Regions from separate parts of the Homo sapiens genome. Here region 1 is linked to region 2. Evidence: chromatin contacts called from ENCODE Hi-C or POLR2A ChIA-PET data. All regions are on one chromosome and are shown on one strand. Each heading gives the region's core, a stretch centred on a gene start or an enhancer-like site at or near the end of the contact. The rest is flanking DNA. Distances are from core to core; before and after follow the strand shown.

Region 1 (3,804 bases), core at 987-3,486, 48 kb before region 2:
AGGTCGGGAGTTCGAGACCAGCCTGACCAACATGGAGAAATCTGTCTCTCCTAAAAATACAAAATTAGACGGGCGTGGTGGTGCGTGCCTGTAATCCCAGGTACTCGACAGGCTGAGGCAGGAGAATCGCTTGAACCCGAGAGGCAGAGGTTGCGTTGAGCCAAGTTAGCGCCATTGCACTCCAGTCTGGGCAACAAGAGTGAAACCCCATCTCAAAAAAAAAAAAGAGCTAGAAACAGATACTCATCGAACAGAAATTTCCAAGAATAAACCAAGAAATGTGAAGACTCCAGGGATCCCCAGAAGGCTGGAGAAATCGTAGCTGTCCACTGTTTTAGCACTTACCAGACCCAGCGCTGTCATACGCACCTTTGATACCATCCAAAGCCATCTGTGACTATAAACAAATTAAGGTTCGGAATAGGAAAATGATTTGTCCAAAGATACACCACCAAAAGCGAGGCCACCAGGAATTGGAACTGAGTTCTGTCTGGTGCCGAAGTTCATGGCAGAGCTGTCTGTTTCTTTAGAGAGACCCGGGTTAGAAACAAAAAGAGAGAAGCGGGGGAGGAAGTCACAGGTGGGCACTGAGGATGGAGAGATGGCTGCCTTCTGCAGAGGTGCAGAGACAGCCTGGCAGCGAGAAACAAGAAAGTACGGAGACGCTGAGCCCCACTGACCTGTCTTTTTGTTGTTCTAGGAACAACCTGTCCCTGCCGTCATCTGGGACCGAGCCATGGCCCCCTGCGCCTCTCCCAGCCCCTCCACCCTTGCTCCTGAACTCCACAGACCCCACCCACCTGGGGCTCCCGGAGAGCGTGGCCTCTGTCACCGTGCCCATACGCCTGGACACCCTCTCCTGCCTCCTGCACAGCGCCCTGCTGGGGGCCTACACCTTCCAACAGGCCTTGCCCTCTTGCCCCTGCTGCTCCCAGGCAGGCCACTCCCAGCCGGGGGCAGTTAGGAGGCCTCCCAGGGGACGCGGAGGCTGGGAAGTCAGGCACAGGCCAGGCTGGGGCCGAGGCCTGCATCGACGGGGCCTTGGGAGAGCTGAGCAGCCAGAGAGGGGCCGGGCGGGGGGCCCTGGGGCTGGCCCCAGGACCCCACCAATGACACTGCCATCACCACCAACACTGCCTGCCCAGGATGGGAAGAAAGAAGCTCGAGGTCCAGAGCCACCCCTGGAAACACCACTGGCTGCTGAGGACTGGGAGACAGAGTACTAGGACCTTGGAGGGTCAGGCACCTGAGATTGCAGTCACCCAGGAGGGTTTTCCTGGGGCCCAGAGTGATCTCAGCCCTGTCAGAAGAACCCCAAGAAACATCTTCCATCCTCCCCTCTCCCCAAAACCACAATCCCAGGAGTAGCTCCTGTGAGGCACTTGGTGAACCTGACCTAAGTCACCTGAATCCCAAGTGAGAAGAAAATCCTAAACCTCGTACCCAAACCTGTCTCCTTGATGGCCTCAACCCCATTCCCAATGCCATCCCCAACCACAACCACAATCCTTACCTCATTCTCAACCCCCAGGGCTCCTCCAACCCCATTCCCTATCCTCTCCCTAATCCCAAAGCCACTCCTACCTGCCTCTCTCTTCCCCACTCTCAATACCCTGTTCCCAAACCCATTCATTCCCATCCCTGTCACCAGTCCCAGCTCCACTTCTGCGCCTCAACCCTAACCCACCCTCTTTACCAACCCCTTTCTCCTCATTGCCTGTGTACCTCAGCCCATCTTTAATGTCCTCTGAATCTACAGCCCCAAAGAGCTCCATCCTCAACCTCAGCCACAGCCCTGTGTCCATCCCCACAAAGAACCGCATTGGCCCCACATACCCAGACACCTGTGACTCCCCACCCCACTGCCTGCTCTTCAGGTAGAAAGCCCTGGTTGAACAATAAACGCATGACTCTCCCTGAATCTTGCGTGTGTGCGCGCGCCCGTGTGTGTGTGTGTGTGTGCGTGTGTGCGTGCTTACACAGCTCGGACAAAGCCAGGGTTGCTTTGAGCAAGGCTGGCGACAAGGTATTGGGTTCCGGGGAGGGTCACAGAGGTCAGTGAGTGGGTGGGGGGAGCCCCCTGGATGCCTGCTTCAGCGAATTCCATTTGAGGCCTCTGCCACCGCTGCATTTCTGCCTGCTGGAAGCTGCTGGGTAGTGGGACCATTGTGTAGGGAGGCTTAAGGGATTTGGGGAACCTAAGGGGGCAAAGAGGCCAGTGACCAGGCTCAGCTCAGTCTGCACAGAGGGGCCGTGGCAGAAGGAGGGCTCGGGCAGGCTCTGCCACTCAGGTAGGCACCAGGCGTGAGACCTGTAGCCCCCTCTTCCCCAAGTCCCAGGAGTCTAGGGTCCCAGCTCCTTCTTCTCCCAGGACCTGGTGTCCTACCCCCTAGCCCCTAGCCCCTTCCTTACCCACCACCCAGGAATCCAGGCTCCTGGGCCCCTTCTCACCTAGGACTCAGGAAGCTAGGCCTCCAGCCTATTCCTTGCTCAGAACCTGGAAGTCCAGGCCCCCGGCCTTTTCTTCCCAGAACCCAGCCCCGCTCTCCCTGTTGTCTTTCCAGGATCCCTACCATCCTCCTCCCTCAGACCCAGGAGTCCGGGCTCCAGTCCCCTCCTCGCCCAGGACCCAGGCGTCTAGGTCTCCATCTCCTTCTCCCAAGCACTTGGCATCCCACTCCTGAGCCCTCTCTCCCCCCAGTTCCTCCCTTCAAGTCCCGGGAATTCAGCTCCCAATCCCATCTCTCCCCTTCCCCACAGATCACCATGTACAGCTTCATGGGTGGTGGCCTGTTCTGTGCCTGGGTGGGGACCATCCTCCTGGTGGTGGCCATGGCAACAGACCACTGGATGCAGTACCGGCTGTCAGGGTCCTTCGCCCACCAGGGCCTGTGGCGGTACTGCCTGGGCAACAAGTGCTACCTGCAGACAGACAGCATCGGTGAGCCCCCCGGCCAGGGTCCAGGCCGCGCCTGGGGAAAGAGCAGGGCGGACCTCGGGGCCCAAGGACACCTGTATTCCAGATGGAGAACTCTGCGGCTCAAAGAGGGAAAGGGAGCAACCCAAGGTCACTCAGCATGGAGGGGGCAGAACTGGGACTACAGGGTTGTTTTCTAGCTGCAGTTTCACGGGGTGCTGGTTTGAAGGTTAAGTTGGGAGAGGTGGCATTTCCTGACGCTTCAGAGGTGTCATGCACAGCAATTGGGGCTAGTGTCACGAAACAGCATTTTCTAAATATGTACTATGGACCAAGAACTATGTTAGGTACTGGTGGATACTGAATTTGCTAAATACTGCATAAAGTAGCATAAAGTATTTTTGCCTACTTATAATGTGCCAGGCCATAGATAGAGAGATACATAGAGATATATAGTATATTGCTTGCTGCATAGCATCTATAATATATTAAGTTAATGTATACTATATTATGTGTAATATATGCAATTTATATTATTACATATAATTTATGATGTATTATATATAACTACATATAGACAATAATATACAGTATAGTGTATTATACATGCACCTCTATTATATAATAAATTACTAATACATAATATATTGTATATAATATGCTACATATTATATAAGTAATGCACATGTAATATATTATATATGATGTAGAATCCATTATATTACACATTCATTATCTAATAAATAGTATATGTCATGACATTATATAATAAATTAATAATGTATATATTATACAATATATTATATAATAAATTAATAATGTAGAGTATATTATATTGCACACTTATTATATAACATATTAATAAATTTGGCCAGGCGTGGTGGCTC
Region 2 (3,829 bases), core at 1,238-3,737:
TGCTCTGAAGCTGTGGCCATCAGAGGTGGGGCTCTCGGAAAGGTCACCTCACCCTCCTCCAGGAAGTCTTCCTGGCTTTGTCTCACAAATTTGCTCCCACATTTTTAGCTGGGAATGTTTTCTCCAGCTTCCCCCTGGGGGTGGGGAGGGCAGGGATCAGGCTGGGCCTCTCTGCAGATGGGACCAGCTAATGAAGAGAGTGGGATGAGGTGGGCAGCTCAGCCACCACACTGGGGTTGAGGATCTTGGCACCTCCCTCTGGGTCTGGCTCCCTTCCCCTCCCAGGAAGCTAAGCTACCAGTCCTGTTGGACTCGTCTGACCCGGGAGGGATGGGTGCAGTCCTGGGTCTCTCTCCAGTGTCCTTTCAGTGAGGCCAGCACCATGGACAACCCACAGGCTCTGCCACTCTTCCTACTCCTGGGTAAGTTCCCTGCTCAGTCCCTTCCCTGTCAGTCTCCCTCAGCAGCCTCCCCCAATGCCTTCCTCTCTTCTCTGCAGCCTCCTTGGTAGGGATCCTCACCCTCAGAGCCTCTTCTGGACTTCAGCAAACCAACTTCTCCTCTGCCTTCTCTTCAGACTCAAAGAGCTCTTCCCAGGGGCTGGGTGTGGAAGTTCCCTCCATCAAACCTCCCAGCTGGAAAGTTCCAGATCAGTTCCTGGATTCAAAAGCCTCTGCTGGAATCTCTGATTCCAGCTGGTTTCCTGAGGCCCTGAGTTCCAACATGTCTGGGTCCTTCTGGTCAAATGTTTCTGCTGAGGGCCAAGATTTGAGCCCGGTTTCCCCCTTCTCTGAAACCCCTGGTTCTGAAGTATTTCCTGATATTTCGGATCCTCAAGTTCCTGCCAAAGACCCCAAGCCTTCCTTCACTGTTAAGACCCCAGCTTCAAACATTTCTACTCAAGTCTCCCATACCAAACTGTCTGTTGAGGCCCCAGATTCAAAATTCTCCCCGGATGATATGGATCTTAAACTCTCTGCCCAGAGCCCTGAATCCAAATTTTCTGCAGAGACCCACTCAGCTGCAAGCTTTCCCCAGCAGGTGGGGGGCCCACTCGCTGTGCTGGTGGGGACCACCATCCGGCTCCCCCTAGTCCCAATCCCCAACCCTGGGCCCCCCACCTCTCTGGTGGTCTGGCGCCGGGGCTCAAAGGTGCTGGCAGCTGGGGGCCTGGGGCCAGGGGCACCTCTGATCAGCCTGGACCCTGCTCACCGAGACCACCTGCGATTTGACCAGGCCCGGGGGGTTCTGGAGCTCGCCTCTGCCCAGCTGGACGATGCAGGGGTCTACACGGCTGAGGTCATCCGGGCAGGGGTCTCCCAGCAGACTCACGAGTTCACGGTGGGTGTGTATGGTAAGTGGGCCCTGGCGTCCGGCGTGCAGGCGGCAGGGGCTGCTCTGCTCTGCCAGGCTTTGGGCAAGTCACGGTGCTGTGGGGTCCCTGGATAGGAGAAGAGGACTTCTGGGTTGAGGAAGGGAGAAAAAGAGCTAGAGGTCAAGGCAGGGGTGTCTGAGCAAAGGTGGACCTGGGATGGAGACTCCTGGGAGCCTGAACTCCCAGGTCTGAGGGAGGAGGAGGAGGCTAGGAGCCTCTTCTGGCGAACTCCTGGGTCCCGGAGAGGAGGTGTCTGGGGGCTCAAACTCATAGGTTTATGAGAGGAGAGGGATGGGGGCTGAGACTCCAGGGGCTTAGAGGGAGCAGCGGCTGGGGTTCCCTCTAAGGGGACCAAAGATGGGCTCCAGGACTGGGTGGGTCCTGAGCCCATTCTCCCTCTCCCAGAGCCCCTACCCCAGCTGTCGGTTCAGCCCAAGGCTCCAGAGACAGAGGAGGGGGCGGCCGAGCTCCGGCTGCGCTGCCTGGGGTGGGGGCCAGGTCGCGGGGAGCTGAGCTGGAGCCGGGACGGACGCGCCCTGGAGGCGGCGGAATCGGAGGGAGCCGAGACGCCCCGGATGCGCTCAGAGGGCGACCAGCTGCTCATCGTGCGCCCTGTGCGCAGCGACCACGCCCGGTACACTTGCCGCGTCCGCAGCCCCTTCGGCCACAGGGAGGCTGCCGCCGACGTCAGCGTCTTCTGTGAGTGGGGGATGCCTCGGGTCGGGGACAGGGGGTCCTTGGGGAGAAGCGGGCTGGGGACCCAGTCTCCGGGAGTCCTAGCGGCGTCCCAGGTGACCCTGACACTCGCGGTCCCGACCCCTCCTCCCTCCAGACGGCCCGGACCCGCCGACCATCACGGTCTCCTCGGACCGCGACGCCGCGCCTGCCCGCTTTGTCACCGCGGGCAGTAACGTGACCTTGCGCTGCGCCGCCGCCTCGCGGCCGCCCGCCGACATCACGTGGAGCCTGGCGGACCCGGCCGAGGCCGCGGTGCCCGCGGGGTCGCGCCTCCTGCTGCCCGCGGTCGGACCGGGCCACGCAGGCACCTACGCCTGCCTGGCGGCGAACCCGCGTACCGGCCGCCGCCGCCGCTCGCTGCTCAACCTTACAGTGGCGGGTGAGAGGCTGGAGCGGGAGTAGGGGAATGCCTGGGAGAGGGGCGGGGCCAGAACGAGGGCGGGGCTAGAGGAAAGGGGCGGGGCCAGCAAGGAGGAGCAGCATACCGGTGGGTGGGGCAGGGCCAGCGGGAGGGCGGGTCACCAAGAAGGAGCTGGGATACCCGTGGTGGGGCGGGCCAGCGCGGAGGGGCGGAGACACCTAGGATAAGAGGCGGGGCCAGAAAGAGGATAAGGGAAGGAGCCAAATAGAGTGGCAGGGATGACCAGGACTGACGGGCCGGCCCAGCACTGAGAGGGCGGACATTCCTGGGCATGGAACACTCGACAAAGTCGACAAGCGGAGTTAAATGGCAAAGAGTGGGAGTTAGAAAAGGAAAGAACTAATTTGCTTAAGTGGGATCAGCAAAGGGAGAAGTTACCTGGCAAGGGGGGCGGAGTCACCAGGGAAAGGGGCGAGGTCATTTAGAAAGCGGGCAGAATTGTCTTAGAAAGGGGAAGGGGTCCACAAGGAAGGGCGGAGATATCTGGGAAAAGGGGAGGCTTCTCGGAGTGCAATCCAGGAGGGGGCGAAGTAACCTGGCAGAAGTGGGTGGAGCTGGAAAGGAAGGGGCTGAGTTACGTTTGGGAAGAGAAATATCATTGTGTGAAGATGCAGTTTTCTTAAGAAAGTTGGGCAGTCAGCAGGGCTGCGGGCTACCCACTTAGCGAGGAAGTTAATGGGAAAAGGGAACGGGATCGCAGGAAAAGTGGGGAGTGTGAGCGCCTATGGGGTGGGGCTAGTGAAGAAGGGTGGAGTCACCGCGCGGGGAGGCGGGGCTGGAGAAGAAATGAGAAAGGGACTCCATCTTCATTCTCTCCCTTCTCTCCGCAGACCTGCCCCCCGGGGCCCCACAGTGCTCAGTTGAAGGGGGTCCCGGGGACCGCAGCCTCCGCTTCCGCTGCTCGTGGCCCGGCGGGGCCCCTGCTGCCTCCCTGCAGTTCCAGGGTCTCCCCGAAGGCATCCGCGCCGGGCCAGTGTCCTCTGTGCTGCTGGCGGCCGTCCCCGCCCACCCCCGGCTCAGCGGCGTCCCCATCACCTGCCTTGCTCGCCACCTGGTGGCCACGCGTACCTGCACAGTCACGCCGGGTGAGAGGGCGCGGGGCTTTTTTGCTGTTTCTCGAGGAGGAGGGAGACTTTTTCTTTGGTCCTTCGAAAATTCTGAAGGGGTATGGGGTACGTCCTTAGTCCAAGAAAGAGGCAGGACTTCACTGTCTTCAAACTAGAAAAGGGACAAAGATTTTCCTATACCTCATGGTGGCGGGGTGCAGGGATGGGGGTATTTTTCTGGACACAGGA

Evidence for each region. A loop is a pair of places that touch in the nucleus more often than their neighbours do. ChIA-PET counts read pairs that join two places held with the same protein, here RNA polymerase II (POLR2A). Pooled maps may share reads with other maps.
Region 1: a loop to region 2 is called in a map of prostate gland, with 3 times the contacts of the local background. The contact joins the promoter of LIM2 here to the promoter of VSIG10L-AS1 in region 2. A Hi-C loop is called at or near these places in 49 of 168 maps with a recorded cell type or tissue (A673, B cell, CD4-positive, alpha-beta T cell and 37 more), 37 of 37 single-sample maps with no recorded cell type and 44 of 50 pooled maps. POLR2A ChIA-PET finds 5 or more read pairs at or near these places in 34 of 52 experiments (A549, A673, AG04450 and 26 more).

The regions. Positions count from the first base shown.
Region 1 is chr19:51,386,406-51,390,209 of GRCh38, reverse strand. LIM2 (lens intrinsic membrane protein 2) reads left to right here and starts at 2,236. Exons shown (of 5, transcript NM_001161748.2): 1 at 2,236-2,291; 2 at 2,761-2,941. The coding sequence starts at 2,767. It overlaps C19orf84 (chromosome 19 open reading frame 84), which reads left to right. Exons shown (of 2, transcript NM_001193623.2): 2 at 701-1,921. The coding sequence ends at 1,226. LIM2-AS1 (LIM2 and SIGLEC10 antisense RNA 1) reads right to left here and starts at 3,102. Exons shown (of 2, transcript XR_002958397.2): 1 at 3,013-3,102; 2 at 2,839-2,922.
Region 2 is chr19:51,338,678-51,342,506 of GRCh38, reverse strand. It overlaps VSIG10L-AS1 (VSIG10L antisense RNA 1), which reads right to left and starts at 2,487. Exons shown (of 5, transcript NR_186316.1): 1 at 1,790-2,487; 2 at 1,333-1,441; 3 at 522-657. VSIG10L (V-set and immunoglobulin domain containing 10 like) reads left to right here and starts at 368. Exons shown (of 10, transcript NM_001163922.3): 1 at 368-422; 2 at 500-1,354; 3 at 1,781-2,074; 4 at 2,208-2,492; 5 at 3,365-3,619. The coding sequence starts at 383. RefSeq lists silencers at 2,334-2,603, 3,254-3,593.